Regions from separate parts of the Homo sapiens genome. Here region 2 is linked to region 1. A link is a loop called in an ENCODE intact Hi-C map of the cell type or tissue named here. Cell type or tissue: Caco-2. All regions are shown on one strand. Each heading gives the region's core, and the rest is flanking DNA. Links, peaks and the distances in the headings are about the cores only. Region 1 overlaps LOC105377343 (a long non-coding RNA gene). Region 2 has its middle 26 kb from the start of TSPAN5-DT.

Region 1 (5,389 bases), core at 150-5,149:
CTCAGGAGGCTGAGGCAGGAGAATGGCGTGAACCCAGGAGGTGGAGCTTGCAGTGAGCCAAGATCCCACCACTGCACTCCAGCCTAGGCAACAGAGCGAGACTCTGTCTCAAAAAAATAAAAAAATAAAAATAAGTGCTTAAATCAAATATTTTCTCAGAAAAGTAAAAACTGCAATGCCTTTAATTCATGTGACTTAAGTAATCTTTGGGAAATAGAAACAGTTCTACATGCAAGGCATGTAAGAAAAGTGAAATGTGTTTTTGGTAAAAGATTGTAGGAAGTCATGGGAATGTGTTTCTGTGTTTGTTTGTTTGTTTGTTTGTTTGCCTAAAGAGTTAAAGGATTATTTTAACTTAAATAGGATAAAGCCGGCCCAGGCACAGTGGCTCATGCCGGTAATGCTAGCACTTTGGGAGGCTGAGGCAGGCAGATCACGAGGTCAGGAGTTCAGGACCAGCCTGACCAACATGGTAAAACCTCATCTCTACTAAAAATATAAAAATTAGCTGAGGGTGGTGGTGCATGCCTGTAATCCCAGCTACTCAGGAGGCTGAGGCAGGAGAATCACTTGAACCCAGGAGGCAGAGGTTGCAGTGAGCCAAGATCACACCACTGCACTCCAGCCTGGGCGACAGAGCGAAACTCTGTCTCAAATAAATAAATAAATAATAACATAAATAGGATAAAGCTAAAAGTTTAAGTGTTTGTGAAAAATTAATCTTGTAAAAGAGATTCTGTGTGTGAACATATTGGCTAAAGTTAAATAGGTATTGTTCAATTTTTCCATAAACTGAACATTAAAATAAAAGCACAACAGGTTTTTCTTAGACTACTGATCTGCTCTTTTACAAAAATTGTAAAGGGTTACAAAAGGTTTATGAGAATCTTACCTTATGGTCAAACTGATTAAGATACAATACATTTGTCTATAAGGTTTTATTAAGAATTGGGTTTAACATCAATAATGCACTAATGCAATGATGAAATTTGGCTTATTTGGTATAAAAATCATACAGGAAGCATTCTCAAATATGAAATGGTGCTTGGCTTTCTTTGGGCTTTATTCGTATAAATGTGTTATTGGTACGTGTTCCAAAATTATGGGAAACTCTTATAATTCTGATATTACTTAGTGTATGCTATTAATAGTTATAATTGTTACATTACATTGATGTATGCCACAGAATTAACAAAATTCCTAGTCAATTGTGGCTTTAATAGAGGCTGCCCTAAGGCATTTTTTTCATCCACAGACAATCATCTTGTTTTGATCCTCTTTAGAAGGTGGTTTTATAATCAACTATAGAACTCTAACAGGCATTCTTAAATGCAGGTTTCTGATAACTTTGGAGATTATTAAATTAGAATAGAGGAAAAAACTTTCAGGACACTCATGGAGAGCTGAAATGTTCATGAATATCAAGCAGAACAGGAGTTAACTGCATGGACTAAACTAATAGAAGTCTGAAGTAATCTTTTTGACTTTTTGCTTAAAACATTGCTAATCCTTTGTTTTTGTTTTTCAGAGTCAAGGAAACTTTTCTTTTGAGTTATTGACAGCTTTTACCAATTGAGTAATGTATATGCCTATGAACAAACTTTGGAGCATACATGTTTTTCTCTACTTGATTTCTCCAGAATATGGAAACTATTTGTTTTCTTAACTTATGGCAATATAGTTATTTGTATAAGCACAATAAGAATCTGTTTTCATTTGTAACAGGACACAATTGGAGAAACGGGTTATTTTACCAAGGATTTGACTGGAATGGTGTGCTTTCCTTTAAGGAATCAAACTCAACTTACAGAGCCAAGAAAAGCCCCTTGGGAAAACTGGCCTCATACCTTGTCTACACAGTCCCTGTGTAGGTTCCTGACCTGTGGTGAGTGAAGAATGTCACTTTGTGACAAACCCAGGAGGCTTAAGTTATCTTGGGACATCAAGAGGAGAGGAATTTACCCAACTCATAGGTATTTGAGTATACAAAGCCATGGCTGGGCTCAGATTTTTTTTAAAAATCTTATCTGAGATTCCTTATGGAACAGAGTTCCATCAAAGACAATTTAAAAACAGCTTATGTGGCCAGGCACAGTGGCTCACACCTGTAATCCCAGCACTTTGGGAGGCCGAGGTGGGTGGATCACTTGCAGTCAGGAGTTTGAGACCAGCCTGGCCAATATGGCAAAACCCTCTCTCTGCTAAAAATACAAAAATTAGCTGAGTGTGGTGGCTTATGCCTGTAGTCTCAGCCACTCAGGAGGCTGAGGCAGGAGAATTGCTTAAACCTGGGAGGTGGAGGTTGCAGTGAGCCAAGATTGTGCCACTGCACTCCAGCCTGGCTGACAGAGTGAGACTCTGCCTCAAATTAATTAATTAATTAATAAAATAAAAAGAGCTTATGTGAAAAATAATCATTCTTGCTGAACTTTATACAAATAATCAGGCCAAGTATAATAATGCAAATCAGTCTTACCATGATTTCTCATTAGTAAAAATGGGAAACTGGAGATAGAAAAATTATATTTCAAAAACTATGGTACACTTGTTATTAAATTCTGGTCTCATCGGTTGTTTTTACGTTTTACGCTTTTGTCTATAATTTAGACTAACTAACTCTGCTTATTCCTGCACACCAACCAGTGATCTCTAACTGCAGCTCAGAAAAAACAAGAGGAATGGGTAATGTAAAAATTCAGATCAGTATTCTAATTCTGGGCAGATACTGGAATCAGCTAGCAACCTCATATTAGCTTGGTTCCAGCAGTTGCCCAGTTCATGAAAAGCCTACCTATTTAGTTTATTTGGGATAATTTTCCTTTACTGTTGTGGAATATATTGTTGTTGTACTCTTTGTGTAGGAATGCAGGATAAGCTTACTTAATGTTTTCTTAAATTGAACACTTACTAATCTTCCAGATATCACCTTTTATGAGAACTCAGAGTTACGAATTGCCCTCACCACACTGATGCTTTCTGACTGAGTTCCACTCTACCCTGAATACAAGAGGCAGGAATATCATTGCCCCTGTTCAGCCTGAAGAAGTTACAGAATATGGATCTTTATCCCTTTACAACCCTTAAGATTAAGGATTCTCTTATAAAAGGGAAGGGGGAAATGTCAGAGGTGTTTGAACCAGAACAACCCCATTTTGAATAGGGGCTGGGTAAAATAAGGCTGCGACCTGCTGGGCTGCATTCCCAGATGGTTAGGTATTTTAAGTCACCAGATGAGATAGGAGGTCAGCACAAGATACAGCTTATCAGGTCATAAAGACCTTGCTGATAAAACAGGTTGCAGTAAAGAAGCTGGCTAAAACCCACCAAAACCAAGAGAGTGACCTCTGGTCATCCTCCCTGCTACACTCCCACCAGCACCATGACAGTTTACAAATGCCATGGCAACATCAGGAAGTCACCCTATATGGTCTAAGAAGGGGAGGCATGAATAACCCACCCCCTTTTTTTTTAGCATATCATCAAGAAATAACCATAAAAATGGGCAACCAGCACCCTCCAGGGCTGCTCTGCCTATGGAATAGCCATCCTTTTATTCCTTTACTTTCTTAATAAATTTGCTTTCACTTTCAAGAAAAAAAACCCAGCATGTTAATTTTATTATTGCAAGAATCAAGCCACAACAAAACCATGGTAATCAAGACAGTGAGGTGCTGGCTTAAAGATAGACATATAGATCAATGGAATAGAATTGAAAATCCAGAAATAAACCCTTACATTTTTGACAAGCTTATAAAGACAATTCAATGGGGAAATAATAGTCTTTTCAATAGATGGTGCTGGGACAACTGGACATCCATATGCAAAAGAATGAAGTTGGACCATTACCTCACATCGTGCAAAAACTAACACAAAATGGATCAGAGACCTAAATGTAAAAGCTAAAGCTATAAAACACTTAGAAGAAATCATAGACATAAATCTTTGTCACCTTTAATTAGGCAATGATCTCTTAGCTATGATACCAAAAGCACAAGTGACAAAAGAAAAAAATAGATAGTTGGACTTCATCAAAATATGAAACTTTTGTGCTTAAGGCCACACAAAGAATGGAAGAAAATACTTTTAAATCATATCTATGATGAAGGACTTGTGTCTTGAATAAAGAAGTCTTACAGTTCAGCAATAAAATAAAAATAACCCTGGAACCCAAATCTTGGTTTCTAATACCATTCTGCAATGGTATCAGTTAAAGGAAAGGGCTCCTGGAGAAATGGCTGATTCTAGGACTAATGCAAGAATATACAAGATAAGCATAGAACATTTTGTAGCTCCACAAAGTAAGAAAGTACTCAAACACCTCCCTGACAAGCACACACACATAATGATGGAGATACCAAGAACACAGGAGCCAACTGAAAGGACTCCCAATGACAAAAGCTGGAATAATTTGAGCAACAAGACAAATAAAGTAGTACTCAATTATAAACCAAAATATAAAATAAATATTCATTTGTCCATATGGATATAAATAAAGAAATGAGGGAAAAGAGACAAATCTCACATGCAGAAGAATTCTGCCATGGTTTGAATGCATCCCGAAGTTTATGTGTTGGATACTTAATCCCCAGTGCAACAGTGTTGAGAGGTAGAGCCTTTAAGATGTGATTAGGTCATGAGGGCTCTGCCTTCATGAATGGATGAGTGCCATTACATGGGAGTAAGATAGTTATTGTGGAAGTGGGTTAGTTATCACAGGAGTGGGTTCCTAATAAAAGGGTTAGTCTGGACTGCTTCCTCGTGCTCTCTTGTTTTATTACCTTTCACCATGGGATGACACATTAAGAAGACCCTGACCAGATGTGCCTCTTGATCTTGGATTTCCCAGTCTCGAGCACTGTAAGAAATAAATCTCTGTTCTTTATAAAATATTCAGTCTATTGTATTCTGTTATAACAGCAGAAAATAGACTAAGACAAATTTCAAATAATTTATGTAGAGATTCTGCCCTCAAAAGGCAGGTCATAACTCCTTAGACCTTAGAGGCAAGCTGTGCATAGTAACTTCCTTGCAAAGAGTACGATATGGAAAGGGGTTGTGGAAGAAACTGGACAAATACTGCCTCAGCTAGATGATTCAGGTCAATATCAATGATAGGCCATGTCAATAGTATATGACGAAAATGGCACTTTTTATGGGTTTCCTCCCCAAACTCACAACCTCAATCTAATCATGAGAAAAACATCAGAAAATCCCAAAAGAAGAACATTCTGCAAAATACCTGACCTGTGCTCCCCAAAACCATGGAGGTCACCAAAAACAAGGAAGGTCTAAGAAACTGTCATAGACGAGAGGAGCCTGACAGGTAATTTGGTATAGACACCTCCAGCATACAAAATGGACCTTGTCAAAGCCTGTTGAATGACCTCTA
Region 2 (5,389 bases), core at 60-5,059, 130 kb before region 1:
TTTGGGTTTATAATTATGTATAATGTACATTCCTAAACAGGAGAGAATTTCTGTCTTGATGGGGCATTGATGAGAATTGAATTCTTTGTTTACAAGTTTACATGTCTGATGTTCGAAGGAATTTTCCACAGAATTGCTTCTGGCTCTGCACATTGCAGACCTTGCTTATCTCTCTCCCCACATACTCCTACTACAGGGCAGGTTCTTATCCTGATATGGCCTCTGGCCCTAGTCCTTTCAACATCATGCCTGGTAATGTTGGCTCAAGGGCAGGAGGAGAATCCAGAAGCCATTTCTATGCCAGATCAGCCAGTAATAGCTTAACTATGTAAGGAAGTCACTTGACCCTCATAAATATATCCTGCTAAAACCACAATTTATTTAATATATTCCCCAATTCAACTTCCTCTTAGCCAGCTCCCCAAAACACTTACGTCCCCAGTAATACCACCTGACTGCAATGTAATAGATGGGAAGTCAAAGTGGAAAGAGACAAGGGTCATAACCAATTGCAATAAAAATATTTTACTTTTGAGCCAGGTGCAGTGGCTCAAGCCTATAATCCAAGTGACTTGGGAGGCAGAGCAAGGTGTTTAAGGCTGCAGTGAGCTATGACCATGGCACTGCACTCCAGCATGGGCCACAGAGCAAAACCTTATTTCTTAAAAAAAAAAAAAAGAACGAAAAAGAAAAAAAAAGAAAGAAAAGATAAAAATATTTACTTTTGCAAATTTTACAAAAATCTACAAGTATGTGAATGCATGTGTCAGGATACTTCCTAGGACCTTGTAAGGAGCCCAGGCATGACACGACCCACCATGAGAGCGGCCTGAAGCTTAACCTTCATTCATACGTCAGAGTAACCTGCCTTTCACAATGCTAAATGAATGATCTGAAGCTTTGTCACAGTTTGTTTGTGTTTTTTTTGAGAAGGAGTTTTGCTCTTGTTACCCAGGCTGGAGTGCAATGGCGCAGTCTCAGCTCACTGCAACCCCAACCTCCCGGGTTCAAGCGATTCTCCTGCCTCAGCCTCCTGAGTAGCTGGGATTATATGTGCCCAACACCATGCCTGGCTAATTTTTTGTATTTTTAGTAAAGATGGGGTTTCACCATGTTGGCCAGGTTGGTCTCGACCTCCTGAGCTCAGGTGATCCACCTGCCTCGGCCTCCCAAAGTGTTGGGATTACAGGTGTGAGCCACTGTGCCCAGCCAGGTAAGTTCTTTATATATTTAATTTTTTATCATTTAGGCTTTGGCAATAGGGAATGAAATTTAGACCATCCCTCTGGGGTAAGGGGAGGCTGTGATGAGTGGGAAAGAGAGTGAGTAAATGAGAGAGGAATGGTTATAAGAGTTGGAAAGTGGTAATATGGATGGAAATAAGTTGTGAGTGTAAAATACAAGCATTTTTTTCTGACTCTTCCACTTCTGACATAAAAGGATAGAAGATAATCTTCAAAGAGGAGATGTTAGCCTGGCTTATGTAACAAAGAGAGTCAGATGACCTGGTTTTGTTAAATCCAGAAAGGTCTGTGATTGAGGACCTACCCTTTGAAAGTTAATTTGAGTTATTACTTTATACCTTATTCATATGTGGGCCTAAGACCAAATGCTTTTAATTAATTTGTTTATAAATAGAATGTGCACAAGGGTTGTTTTGAGAAATAGTGATAAATATATTTGAATATGCCCAAGTTTTGTTATTTGTCATAGTGATAATAATGATAATATTAGTTTGTGGGCCTAGCGAATACTGTTTGGTTTTACATTGTTTGGTCCAACTGAAGCCACCAGTGTTAAGGTAAAAATCGCCCTTGGCTATAGGGTAGATTTCTTTATAGTAAAAGAGGTGGTGCTCTTTTGATTAATAATTAAATGTAGGTCTTCAGATAGAGGAAAGGCAAAGAAATGATATCAAAGACATTAATATACAATTCATATCCTTTAGTGAATATAAAAACAAAATCACAATCTAACAGATCAGTAAAAGTAACAAGGAATTTAACAGGCTTTGATTTTGGTCAAAAATTACTTAGGTGTCCTCCCTAACCACGACGTACCCATCGCCTGGTTTAACATGGAGCAGCAGGGAGAAAGGACATGCTGATGAAAAGCCTCAGGCTCTTTAACTGCCTTGACTTGGTCTCTCCTGTATTAGTTTTCTGTTGCTGTTGTAAGAAATTACTATAAACTTGGTGGCTTTAAACAACACAAATATATTGTTTTATAGTTCTTATACCGGAAGTCGAACATCGATCTGGCTGGGCTAAAATCGAGCTGTCAGCAGGGCTGCACTCCTTTCTGGAGGCTCTAGGCAGGGAATTCCTTTCCTTGCCTTTCCTGGCTTCTGAAGGATGCCCACACTCATGGCCCTTACTCTCCATCTTCACGTCAGCAACATAGGATCACTCTGACCCTTCTTCCATTGTCACAACTTTTTCTAACCACAGCTGGGAAAGGTTCTTCACTTTTCAGGACTCGTGATTAGATTGGGCCTGCCAGGCTAATCCAAGATAATCTCTCCATCTCAAGGTCCTTAATCACTTCTGCAAAGTCCCTTTTGCCACGTGAGGTAGCATATTCATGGGTTCTAGAGATTGAAATGTGGACATCTTTGAAGGGCCATTATACTGTCTACCACATTTCCCTAGCCTAAAACAGAATTGGGGGAGGCACAGTGGTCAGCAGCCTTCCCGGCTCCTTCCTACTCTACTGCAAGGGACATTTTTGGAATATTGCCAATGTGTAGCCTTCCGGAGAGGTTTTCCAACATGGTAATGTGAGAATGAGGGGGGTGAGAATGGCTCCTCTCCTTAAAATTAATAATAATAATGAAGATTATTGGTAAAATCGCTCCTCTTAAGAACTTCGAGTGTTCTGTTTTGCATGAGTTGAGTGACTATCTAGCCTGAACACACAATCAAGAGATAAAATACTACTATTTTTGTTATTATTTGTCTTGGCCTGATTTAAACTGCTGATTCCACAATAAAATCAAAGGGCATCAAAGTCCATTTCCAGATTCCTGAGAGGCTCATTTCCTTTCATTGCTCCTTTGCCATTTTGTGCTTTCCTGATTTTGCGCAAATATTTGCAATTTGGGTGGGGGCCACAGTTTACCAGTCAACCCAGAATTCTTTTCACCTGCATGCTATTATTCAACTTGTTGTATAACAAAGCTTCTTTGAACTTTACATATCAAAGAAAAAAATCACTCTTTCTTAGACTAACATCTAAAGCAGCTCAGCGTGCACAAAGAGACAGATGCCACTGCTGCAATTGACTTCAAGACCTAACAGATCTTCTGGCAGACTGTCCGCTATTGACTGGAGATGTTTGATTTTTAAAATTATGTTTTTATGTAGATGTTACTCTCTGCTAAGTAATCCTATCCTTTTTATGCTTTTCCATTAAAACTATTTACAATCAAGACATTAACCACTATCCTGTTCTTTCTTTGTTTTGCTAATTATGATACACAGATGCTGTTGCACAATCAAGGCAGTTGTTTGTATACTACAATAATGAATGAATAGATGAATGAATGAACAAAAGGTACAATGTTGTGTGGCGGATAAGTCCAAGTCTATCAAGTCTTGGCTCCATCTATTATATCTCTATGGCTTTGGGCCACTTAGCTTCTCTGGACCTCAGTTTCCTCATCTAGAAAATGAGGCTAATAATGTCTACCTTGTAAGTGTATCGTAAATATTTGGGATAATATATGTAAAATGCCTCAAGCACAGAAACAGGCAGTAAATCTCTCTCTCTCTCTCAATAGGAATCAGTAACCAGTGTTTTGCTCTTTGGGGATTACACAGCTAACCCTCAATAATCCACATGTGGGTTCTTCTCTTTGCAAATTAGCTCCAGCACATTTTTGAAGTAAGCAGATTTTCCCATGAACTCCTCATTTACTCTTGGCTGACTTTCCACCACCAATCTCATGTGTGTTTATATAATGCAAACAATTTAATATTAAGCTATGTGTTACTTTTGTAGAAAGGTAAATTTGCGTCCACAAATAAGATACATTTAAAAAACCTAACGTGTATGACATTTGAAATTCTCTAACTTGCAATGACTTGCCAAGTTGCTGAATAAGCCAGTTGGAAAATTTTTAATTTTATTGTATTAAAAGGGGGAACAGGATTGTGTGGCCAAATAATTGTGTGGTTTTGTAAATTTTAATTTTTCTTTTTATTTGCAACTCTCAGACCATGTCTGTGTATAAACACCAATATTAATTTTCACCCAACAGCTCTTCTGGCATCTAAAATGTTTGCTGTCACTGGTTCAGTTGAGATAATCATATCAGTAATGTCTAACCTCAGTCCCATTCCTGGGCCCCTGGAGAGAAGAGTTAATGGGATCAAGGCTGGCTCATGAGTTATCAGCTACTCCACGAAGCTGAGTCTCATAGATTAATGCAGAACTGGCAAGCTTAAAGTCCTGGGGAAAAGGCTGAAATGATACATGGGGATGGTTAAAAACAGTGGTAAACATTTGAAAATGAAGGTCTTAGGTATGGTATAGAGGGTAAAGCATCACAATTCCAAACAAAATTAAAGATATTGCACCTCTAATACATTACCAGAGGCTAGTAAATAAAGATTTAAAAAGAAGGAAAAAATATAACACCTAAGTATTCCTGATGTTTATTGAGGATGAAGAAAAAAATGAATAGAAAGAAAAGAAGGCAAAGACCAAAGAACCTTCCCTGGAAGAGCAGGGCTGTGCTTTGGCATCAGGAGCCAAACCCCACACCCACCTGTGCTAGCGGGCTCTACTACCTAGCTAGGAAGGACGGGGTGCTTGTGTGCTTGCTTCAACAGCTTCATTGAGCTGTTCACGTGCCTGAAGAGTCACCCATTTAAAGTATGCAATTTAGTGGTTTTTAGCATATTCCCAGATATGTACAATCATCACCACAATTTTAGAACGTTTCCTTCAGCTCAGAAAGCAACCTTGTACCCTTGAGCTCTGACTCTCATCCATTCTCCTGTTCATCGCCCAGCCCATGCAACCACTAATCTACTTTCTGTATCTATAGATTTTCCTATTCTGGACATTTTCTATAAATGAAAATGCGACTTTTGTGACTTATTGCACTTAGCATCGTGTTTTCAAGGTCCATCCATGCTGCAGTGTCTATCGGTACTTCATTTCTTTTTATAGCTGAATAATATTCTATTGTGTGGCTATGCCACATTTTGCTTATCCATTCAGCAGCTGAAGGACATTTGGGTTGTTTTCACTTTGGGACTATTGTGGATATTTTGAATAAACATTCATGTCGAGGTTTTTGTATAGACATATGTTTCCATTTCTCTTGTGTATGTACCTAACAGTGGAATTGTTGGGTCATGTGGCAACTCTCTGCCTGTTT

What was found. Peaks named below come from ENCODE experiments on the same cell type or tissue, not always from the same donor. Only the 100,000 strongest peaks of a DNase experiment are listed, where the experiment ranks them.
Region 2: it touches region 1 in a loop (2.8-fold over the local background); 1 of 110 quality-filtered maps calls a loop at or near these places.

The regions. Positions count from the first base shown.
Region 1 is chr4:98,815,093-98,820,481 of GRCh38, forward strand. The region is part of intron 2 of LOC105377343 (a long non-coding RNA gene); the gene reads right to left. Among named protein-coding and RNA genes, the nearest start is that of EIF4E, 110 kb to the right of the region's middle. In Caco-2, for the core only: no CTCF peak of the experiment used is centred there; DNase peaks (open chromatin) are centred at 1,889 and 3,249.
Region 2 is chr4:98,682,684-98,688,072 of GRCh38, forward strand. No RefSeq gene overlaps it. Among named protein-coding and RNA genes, the nearest start is that of TSPAN5-DT, 26 kb to the left of the region's middle. RefSeq lists cis regulatory regions at 1-428, 4,163-4,589. In Caco-2, for the core only: no CTCF peak of the experiment used is centred there; DNase peaks (open chromatin) are centred at 228 and 3,098.